Linked DNA regions of Homo sapiens: region 2 is linked to region 1. Evidence: chromatin loops called from intact Hi-C (ENCODE). Cell type or tissue: PC-3. All regions are shown on one strand. Links, peaks and the distances in the headings refer to the core of each region. The heading gives the core; the rest is flanking DNA. Region 1 overlaps SLC38A9 (solute carrier family 38 member 9). Region 2 overlaps DDX4 (DEAD-box helicase 4).

Region 1 (5,390 bases), core at 1-5,000:
TTGTTTTCTTTTTTCTTTTCTTTTCTTTCTTTTTTTTTTTCAGACAAGAGTCTCGCTCTGTCGCCCAGGCTGGAGTGCAGTGGAGTGATCTCGGCTCACTGCAACCTCCGCCTCCCTGGTTCAAGCGATTCTCGTGCCTCACCCTCCTGAGTAGCTAGGATTACAGCTGCCCGCCACCACGCCCCGCTAATTTTTGTATTTTTAGTAGAAACGGGGTTTCACCATGTTGGCCAGGCTGGTCTTGAACTCCTGATCTCAAGTGATCCGCCTGCCTTGGCCTCCCAAAGTGCTGGGATTACAGGCGTGGGCCACTGCGCCCAGCCTCTTTTTTCTTTTTAATACCTTCAGACATGACAAAGATCTGACATATGTAGGATAGGCAGCTGCTGAGGAGAAAGATTTTTTAAAAACGTTTTGGCCAGGTGCCGTGGCTCACGCCTGTAATCCCAGCACTTTGGGAGGCTGAGGCAGGCAGATCACGAGGTCAAGAGATCAAGACTATCCTGGCCAATATGGTGAAACCCCGTCTCTACTAAAAAAAAATACCAAAATTAGCCAGGTGTGGTGGCACATGCCTGCAGTCCCAGCTACTCAGGAGGCTGAGGCAGGAGAATCGCTTGAACCCAGGAGGCGGAGGTTGCAGTGAGCTGAGATCGTGCCACCGCACTCCAGCCTGGTGACAGAGTGAGGCTCCGTCTCAAAAAAAACAAAAACAAAAACTAAACAAAAAAAGTTTCAATAGGTCAAAATTACCCATGTCCTAACTTGAGAAAAATCTCTCTGCCTCATAAACAACTACAAACTTCGTGTTAAGATAGAAGGTTCGGCGGATTGCGGTGGCTAACGCCTGTAATCCCAACACTTTTGGGAGGCTGAGGTGGGCGGATCATTTGAGGTTAGGAGTTCAAGACCAGCCTGGCGAACATGGTGAAACCCTGTCTCTACTAAAAATACAAAAATCAGCCAGGTGTGGTGGTATGCGTCTCATCTGTAATCCCAGCTACTTGGGATGCTGAGGCAGGAGAATTGCTTGAGCCCGGCAGGCGGAGGTTGCAGTGAGCCAAGACTGCACCACTGCACTCCAGCCTGAGCCACAGAGGGAGATCCTGTCTTAAAAAAAAAAAAAAAAAAGTTGTCACCTATATAGTTGCTTTGTTTCTAAGAAAATAAAATTTACCTTTCCTTCCCCTAGACTTCTGAGAACAGTTAGACTTAGATTCCTTTTCTTTTCTTTTTCTTTTTTTTTTCTTTTTTTTTTTTTTTTTTGAGATGGAGTCTTGCTCTGTTGCCAGGCTGGAGTGCAGTGGCGCAATCTCAGCTCACTGCAACCCCTGCCTCCCGGGTTCAAGCGATTCCCCTGCCTTAGCCTCCCAAGTAGCTGGGACTACAGGCACACGCCACCATACCCGGCTAATTTTTTGTGTGTGTTTTGGTAGAGATGGGGTTTCACCATGTTGGCCAGGATGGTCTTGATCTCCTGACCTCTTGATCTGCCTGCCTCGGCCTCCCAAAGTGCTGGGATTACAGGCGTGTGCCACACACGCCCAGCCAGTTAGCCTTAGATTTCTAATCACAATCTTAAATACTATATATTTCAGTTACATACATAAAATAATATGCTTTTAATTGTGATTTTATAATACTCTAAATACTTACAATAAAGGGTAAACTCAGCATAGGAGGATGGAATACCAACCTGAACTACAAATTGAAATAGTATTGTTTAGTATTTTTTTTTTCTTTTTGGGGTTAGGGGCAGAGTTTTGCTCTGATACTCAAGCTTTAGTGCAGTGGCACTGTCATAGCTAACTGTTACCTTGAACTCCTAGGTTCAAGCAATCCTCTTGCTTCAGCCTCCCAAAGCATTGGGATTACAGGCATGAGCCACCACACTGGACCTATATGGTATTTTTTAAAAAGTATATATGGGCTTAAAAGTTAAAAAAAAAAAATCACTTAGAGGTTAAAAATGTCTACCAGGCCTGCATTTTGTAACATACTTAAATTTCTGTCGTTTGCTAGGGTTTTTTTCTTTCTTACCACTGAAATATAACTTGAGAGCATTTAGTGTTCCCATTGTAGAAGGAGAGATTCTTTGGTACCACAGCGTTGCTTTGGTAATTTTTTTGTGAGACCACACTATCCTCCAGCACTGTCAAATTTAACGCCTTTTGAAGCATTTATTGATCAGGTTGGAAGCATGTTCCAACTGTCACATCAGAATAGGAGCATTATAGATCCTATTGGCTAACCAGTAAATGATTCATCAGGAAGAGATTTAGATAAGTTTGTTATTGGAGTTTATAGCTGTTACAGACTAATACAGAAGAAAATATATATACATAGCATAACTGCTTCCACCAGGGTGACTTTTTTGTGGTGTGGTTCCATTTGCTTTTATGTTGGCATACTACAGAGGTGAGTAAACTATGACCAAATTTGGCCTGCTGACAGATATATTTTTTTCATAAAGTTCTATTGGAACACAGCCATGCACACTCAATTGCCTTTCATGCTAACAGGTAGAATTGAGTAGCTGCAGAAACTATATGGCTCAAAAAGCCTGAAATATTTATTATCTGACCCTTTACAGAAAAAAATATGTCAACCTCTAGCCTAGGACACTGAGTATAAATGTAGTATCTGAAACTCTATAACATACACAAAAGTATTCAGTAATATTCATTTTTAGTCTCTGAGAAAGAACATATATAATAGTTGTATGTGGGTCCATAGTCACATTTATTTGGGCACAAGCTAGTGTATTCTATTGCAGATTGATGCTAGCATCTTGGCATAGATTCTATAGATTTATTTTTGCAAAGAATTGTGAAAAGACATTTCTGAGCCTAGTATGGAAAGGGCTGATATTCTTTGAGATACGCCAATAATCACAGTCAATACCTTTTTAAAATAATGTCATACCAGTTTACTTTGATTGCTCTCTATGTCCTTTTTACGGAGAGAAGTGCTTCAGTACAGGCACTAACATTTTTTGTTCTTTTAGAGACAGTCTCACTCTGTCACCTGGGCTGGAATGCAGTGGTGCCATTGTAGCTCGCTGCAATCTCGAACTCCTGGGCTCAAGCAGTTCTCTCACCTCAGCCTCCCGAGTAGCTGAGATTACAGGCATGAGCCACCATGCCTGGCTCAGTCACCAACATTTTAAATAAAAGTCGAAAGTACCAAGCAAGTCAACTAAGCTGTTCATTCCCTACTGGGACCTATCTCAGTCTCTTGGTGCTGCTCTAATGAAATACTTGAGGCTAGGTAATTTATAAACAATAGAAATTAATTTCTAGCAGTTGTGGAGGCTGGGAAGTCCAAGATCAAGCCACCTGCAGATTTGATGTTTGGTGAGGACCCGGTCTCTGCTTCCAAGATGGTGCCTTGGTGCTGTGTCCTCACATGGGGGAAGGGATGGAAAGACAAAAGGGATCTAGCTAGTTCCCTTCAAACTTTTCATAAGGTTACTAACTCCATTCATAAGGGTTCTGCCTTCCTGACATAATTACCTCCAAAAGGGTCTACCTGTTAATACTATAACATTGGCAATTAAGTTTCAACATATGAATTTTGGACGGGACACAAACATTCAAATCATAGCTGGACTCCTTATTAAAACCAATCTTAAACAATTAGAGACTCATTTAATGACTTAGATTTGACTTAGTGGTCTTGCATCTGGGACTTTGTTTTAAAACTCAGAGATTGAGTGAGATGTTAAAAGTGATTATGTCTGGGTTTTGTTTTGAGACAGAGTCTTGCTCTGCAACCTCTGCCTCCTGGGTTCAAGCAATTCTCCTGCCTCAGCCTCCCGGGTAGCTGGGACTACACGTGTGTGCCACCACTGCTGGCTAATTTTTGTACTTTTAGTAGAGACAGGGTTTCACTATGTTGGCCAGGCTGGAATATGTCTGTTTATGTCATCTTGTATATTTAGCCCCTACCAAATTATATCAATGTAATGTCTGACAAATTAATACTATAGAAGTATTTAGCATTTTTGTTAATCATTGATAAACTATTCTGCATTATCACCTATGTAATATTTGCTGTGGAACTCTAATTCACCTCTCAACCTAAGTCATCAAACTTCGGGATATTTTATACTTCTCATCAAGACATTCAAAAAAGCTTTAAGACTAGGCATGGTGGCTCATGCCTATAATCCCAGCACTTTGGTACTTTGGGAGGCTGAGGCAAGAAGATTACTTGAGGCCAGGCTGGGCAACATAGTGGCGCACAGCTGGGATCCCAGCTATTTTAGAGGCTGAGGTGGGAGGATAGCTTGAGCCTGGCGGGAGGAGGTTGCAGCAAGCCCAGATGGCACTACTGCACTCCAGCCTGGGTGACAGAGTGAGACCCTGTCTCAAAAAAAAAAAAAGAAAGCATATCTGTTGTCACCTGAAATTCTCAGGAGCAACGAGTACAGTTGTTTCTGTTGTGACAAAACTTGCACCATCTACACAAAAAAATAAAAATTAAAAAATTTAAATAAAAAAATTCCACCTTGGCTCTGTGTGGGGAAAAAAGGAGGGGACATTAAATTTCTGTTGAAAATTTAACATCATGCTAATTGACTAATTGAGACAACTGCAAATTACCAGTTTTCTTACAGTTCTTCATATTTACTTGAATATTATAAATCTTTGAAAGGCACCAGGGACTTTGAACTCCTCATTTATGATTTGTTATTTGAAATCATCAGTTTTCTACTTATTTAGAATAAATAGCTAATTCTGCTATGCTGCAGAACTTTGGATTTGCTCAGAACAAATACACATAGGTGACTAAACTGGAAATTTTAATTCCTCAGTGGCCCTTACATTTTTCCCCAACCTTGATTTCACTTTTTGATAAGGTTCACTGAAATCCAAGGATCTTTCTAGATTTCTCCTCTTTCCTGGTTTCTTCACTTTCAATCTTTAAGTAAAGTATTAATTTCCAGAAAGTGAAAGGATCTTCTCTCTCTAAACTCACCCACATTCTCAGTTTAGTTTAGGAACCAATACTACAGAGTATATTGGTTTACAAAGTAAATTAGAAAGTATAGCCATATATTTCTGCCATTGTTTAGGCAGATATGTTTTTGCTACTCTGACTTGGCTTCTGTCCTTTCCCTTGTTTCACTGCCACTGGAAGGGTTGTTGCTGGGTAAGGAAATATTGAGCCTTGAGACAAAAAATTTTGCAACAAAAGAAATTTACCTAAACTAGCTTGCTTCAAGAAAAACAGATTCATGGTGTTTAATGTGTAATCCGGATACCCAGGCATGAAATTTCACTCATTCTAGCCCTGATTATGTCTTAAAGAGTTTAAAGCCAGCCAGGCACGGTGGCTCCTGCCTGTAATCCCAGCACTTTGGGAGGCCGAGGCAGGCAGATCAC
Region 2 (5,390 bases), core at 74-5,073, 50 kb before region 1:
TCTTAGCACAATTACATTGTCCAAATAAACAATGCATCTTAATATGCAGGCTTAAAAACCAATATATATGTGTATATTTGAATAAATCATTTCTATTAGTGGCAGAAACATGTCAAAATATAAAACTCAAATTTGTGTTTATTGTATCTAAAGAAATTAAATTTTCCAAATGTCAAATAAAACATCATGCATCTTTTAGTTTCCACAGCAAAAATATCTGCAAGTCTCAATAGAGTTTTTCAAAAAATAACATCTCATAAATTCAAGAATAAGTGTCAAGTATGTTTAACAAATAGCCCTCGCTATGGCATCCCCTAAAAGATAAAAAAATGACCGTATGGATTTTCAAATAAATTTAACCTGAAGTTCTAATATGTTATTGCACTATAATAAAATATAGCACATATTTCTAGCATGTTAATATTAAGTCTAAAAATGGACTGTAGAAAGGTGTTTTGCTGTGTCATTATCTGTCATATCAGGTGGTTGTTCTAAAAGTAAAATTTAAAAATCCAATAATGGCAAAATAAACTCTTAAAAAATTAATACTAATGAGCTAACAAATGTTTCCTATACTGCCTTTTCTTGAAAAATATAAAATTCAAGAAAGAGTCCCTCTCACCTCTAATCCCTGAAGCTTTTACAAATATTCTTCCCACATCAATTGTTGGAAATCAATATCACAAACACATTAAGCAGCAGCTCTGTGAATCATCCATCCATCCAACCCATCCATCCCTCCAACCAATCTGTCTAATCAACTTAACACTACTCCCTACTATCCCAAAGAAGTAAAACAGAAAAAAGAAAATGAACTTGGAAAAATGATGAACTCATTATCTCAACACCAAGTCTACTACACACTGACTTACAACAGACTTAGCTTTGTACCAAATGGCCATGAAAGCCTCTATATATCCAATTATTCAACAGTTCAGGAGATTAAGGAAAGACAAAGATGCTTACCTCTGTTTCCAAAATTCCGCCCAGAGGCAAATCCACTTTTCATGAAATGATCTCTTCGAGAAGGTCCATCATCCATTTCTAAAGCAAACAACATTTTGAAGTAAGTCAAATAAAAACAAGTATCTAGTACTTGCAAACCTTAAGCCTTCTGTGCCACATGTGGCAAAGGAGAAATTTTATATAGCAGTAAAAAAGGTGACAAACAGCCCAGTAAAAAAAAAAAAAAATGGCTACATGAATAGACAGTTCTCCTAAAGAAAAATAAATTGTGACTAAATCTGATTCATAAAGAACTAGAAATCAAAAGACAGCAATTTTTAACCTCATAATTGAATGGAAAAGTCCCTTCTATTCCCTGAAAGAAAATAACAAAATAAATAAATTTTTAAAAAATGGAAAACAGTCTTAAATTTGCTAATAGCCAGAACAAGGACACAGGGAAACAGGCACGAAACATACACTGTATTTAGATTATAAACTAGATCAATCTTGATCCTAATTTAAAAGGCATATACTCTGAAAGTACAGTAACATGAATTTCTCCTCTGGATATAATCACATGGTTATCCAGACAGACATAAAAAAATTTTTATAAGCACTGTCTGTAATACCAAATAAATGATCAAAGTGGAATAAAGAAATTATGGTCATCCATACAATAGTATGCACAAGGATTCCAAAGAAATATACAGCATTCAACATTAAAGAGCTCACATTCTTCAACAATGGAGAGTGTTTATAAACTGGCCATGTAGAAGGGCCATAATGCAAATTCAACAAGAGTTCAATAATCAATTCATATACATGAGATTCTCTTATCACAATGCAATCAAATCAAAAGCTATTAAATATGAAAAAAATTGTTTAAAATCCCATTTGGTGACGTATTTTTAAAAACATTTCTATATAACCCACAGCTCAAAAAAAAAACTCACAATGGAAGTTTAAAAATACTTCAAATTATATGATAAAAATGTGACTTTATCAGTATTTAAATATTTATACTAGAAAATAAGAACTCAATAAGCTTAATAGCCATCTCAACAAGAATATTAGAAAAACAAAGTAAATCACACAAAAGTAAAGGAAATAAAGAACGAAAATTAATAAAATAGGAAACAGCTTTGGGAGACCAAAGTGGGAAGAGATGCTTGAGGTCAGAAATTTGAGACCAGCCTGGGCAACATAGCAAGACAGTATCTCTACCAAAAAAAAAATTTAAGTAGCTGGGTGTGGTGGTGCACACCTGTAGACCCAGCTATTTAGGAGGTTAAGGCAGGAGGATCACTTGAGCCCAGGAATTCAAGGCTGCAGTGAGTTATTATTAAACCACTGCACTCCAGCCTGGGAAACAGAAAGAGACCTTGTCTGTCTGCCTCTTTTTTTTTTTTTTTTTTTTTTTTTTTTTTAAGGAAACAAACGTAATACAGCAGCTCAAAAAGGCCAAAACTTGGTTCTTCGAAAAGACCTATAAAATTTGCCAGGGTAACCAACTACTAGAGGACTAATAATGGGGGTGAAGGGAGAACAGATACAAAGACACAAGTGAACAGTATTAGAAATGTGTTTAAAAAGAATCTCAAAGAACAGAAAGACAACTAGAGAACTTCTCTGAACAACTTTATGCTAGTAAATTAAAAGAAATGAAAAAGTTCCTAGAAAATTGACTCACCAGAAGTGACTCAAGAATCAATAAAAAACCCAACTCTCCTACAGAAGTTAAATCAGTACTTAATTTTCTGCATCAGAAAGATGCAGAGAGATCGGGTTTTACAGGTGAGTTCTACCAAACTCTCAAAGGACAAATAATTCAACTGTCATACAACTCTTCCAGGAAACAGAGAAATTACTCACCAACTCATTCTACAGACCAACATAACCTTGATATGAAAGTTCAGAAGAAAATTATAAACCTTACTCATAGATACAAAATCTCAAAAACAAATATTAGCAAACCAAACCCAACAGTAAACTGAATGGATAAAATATATTATGACTAATTGGGTTTATCCCAGTATGCAAGGGTATTTAACACTACCATATCTAAAAAAAGGTAACACACAACATTAATAAAAAATAACTAATCTCTCCAGATAAAGTATATTACATAATTTAACACCTTTCATGACTTAACATATACTTAGCAAACTAAGGAATGATGAGAGTTTGTTCATAACAGCAAAAAAGGAAACAACCCAAATGTGCATGAGAATTTTTTTGTTTTGTCTTGTTTGAGATGGAGTCTTGCTCTGTCACCCAGGTTGGAGTGCAGTGGCACAATTTCCGCTCACTGCGACCTCTGACCCCCAGGTTCAAGCAATTCTCCTGCCTCAGCCTCCTGAGTAGCTCGGACTAGAGGCGTGTACCACAATATCCAGCTAATTTTTTTATTTTTTTGTAGAGACAGGGTTTCACCACATTGGCCAAGCAGGTCTCGAACTCCTGGCCTTAAGTAATCCACCCACCTCAGCCTCCCATAGTGCTGGGACTACAGGCGTGAGCCACCGCGCCCGGTGGGTAATGTTCTTAAAATTAGTGGTGGTTCAAAACATTAAGCTTTATGGTTTACATAAGACTTCAATACAGTAGATTTTTTTCATGAAAAGGTCTTCAATAAAGATTCTACAATAAAGTCACAGGGTAACAATTATTCTTGGGAATCCTACCTCTCACTAGTTGGAAAAGAAGTCATTATATGAAAAGATACTTGCAAACGCATGTTTATAGCAGCACAATTCGCAATTTCAAAAATATGGAACCAGCCCAAATGCCCATCAATCAATGAGTGGTGTATATATACACCATGGAATACTATTCAGCCAGAAAAAGAAATGAAATAATGGCATTTGCAGCAACCTGGATGGAATTGGAGACCATTATTCTTAGTGAATTAACTCAGGAATGGAAAACCAAATAGCAGATATTCTCACTCATAAGCAGGAGCTAAGCTATGAGGATGCAAAGGCATAAGAATGATACAATGGACTTTGGGGACTTGGGGAAAGGAGTGCGATGAGGGGTGAGGGATAAAAGACTACAAATTGGGTACAGTGCATACTGCTCAGGTAATGGGTTCACAAAATCTCACGAATCTCCACTAAAGAACTTACTCATGTAAGCAAACACCACCTGTTCCCCAAAAACCTATGTAAATAAAAAATACATAAAAATGATGGTACAAGAGTAGAAGGTTCTAAGAAAGAATTAACCCAGTTTACCTTGTTATTAGCACACAATCCTAAGGAAAATATACAATTATTTCCTTTCCATTTTTTAGTAGTTTTAAATCTCACAGTACTTTCACATGTAAATGTGAAAGTTTACATTCACTTTCATGAATGTAATGATATGCTGTCATTGATATATATCACGGCAATCCCCACAATACATATTATACATAGCAATAAAAATAAATAAGACTCTAATACCAATAAATGATGGAGTATAGATGCTCTTCTTGAATGCTATGAAATCCACCAAAATAAACCAAAAGAAATAAAAATGAAGTCCATTTAAAATGAATTTAGTGTTAGTGTACACAATCCCCAACAACTGACCACAAAGAATATCTCTCAATATAGTTACACTTGGACCAAATCCAAAGAGGCTCAAATATTGAACAAGAACTTAAAAAAAATTCCATATACTAAAACCACCAAGCAAAAGAACCCAATTATGTATGAGACTTCAGTATGCGCTCTAAGACTCTATAATCTTCCAACCTTTCTCCACAGTGATTTGCCTAAACCAGAGTGAGGAAAATTAAAGGAAGATGAGAAAAGACTTAGGGGCAAAGAGTTTTGAAACTATTTAGTGGTGCTTAGGGCTGCCAGCTCTCCTGACTTCTAATCCCTTTCATTACCCCAAGTAGCTGAAACACTAACACTTAGAATTCAGTGTCAAGTCTTCCAAATAGAGACTTCAGAGTGTAACAGTAATGTGCATACAAATTACCTGGTGATCTCATTAAAACACACATTCTGATGCAGTAGTTCTGGGTGCAGTATGAGATTCTTCATTTCTAACAAGTTCCCAGGTGATGCCAATGCTACTGTTCTGCCAATCACATTCAGAGAAGATTTTTATATCCACCGAAAGACATGAATTGGAAAACATTCTTAAGAGAACCACTCATAACAGGCAAATACTGGAAACTATAAAAATGACCATCAATATTTTAATTTACGGTATATTTACATAGGGAATATCATACATCCACAAATAACCTATAACTACTTCTAACAACCTGGAGAAAACCTCAACAAAAAAAGAACACAATGTATGACGCCATTTTATATGACTGCCATTTATAGGGAAAACTGATCTATGCTGTTAGAAATCAGGATAATAGTCACTTCTGGACAGAGGGACGGTGCCTGGAAGAAAAAGGAAGGCTTCAAGGGTGCTGTTAATAATGCTGTTTT

Evidence for each region. Hi-C counts contacts between places; a loop is a spot of excess contacts. Peaks named below come from ENCODE experiments on the same cell type or tissue, not always from the same donor. Only the 100,000 strongest peaks of a DNase experiment are listed, where the experiment ranks them.
Region 2: a loop joins it to region 1, with 6 times the contacts of the local background. A loop is called at or near these places in 3 of 110 quality-filtered maps.

The regions. Positions count from the first base shown.
Region 1 is chr5:55,705,944-55,711,333 of GRCh38, reverse strand. The region is part of intron 2 of SLC38A9 (solute carrier family 38 member 9); the gene reads left to right. Among named protein-coding and RNA genes, the nearest start is that of SLC38A9, 3.7 kb to the left of the region's middle. In PC-3, for the core only: no CTCF peak of the experiment used is centred there; a DNase peak (open chromatin) is centred at 2,413; H3K4me3 peaks cover 361 bases; H3K27ac peaks cover 489 bases.
Region 2 is chr5:55,755,854-55,761,243 of GRCh38, reverse strand. It overlaps DDX4 (DEAD-box helicase 4), which reads right to left. Exons shown (of 22, transcript NM_024415.3): 4 at 967-1,044. Among named protein-coding and RNA genes, the nearest start is that of DDX4, 20 kb to the right of the region's middle. In PC-3, for the core only: no CTCF peak of the experiment used is centred there; a DNase peak (open chromatin) is centred at 2,793; H3K4me3 peaks cover 504 bases; H3K27ac peaks cover 3,599 bases.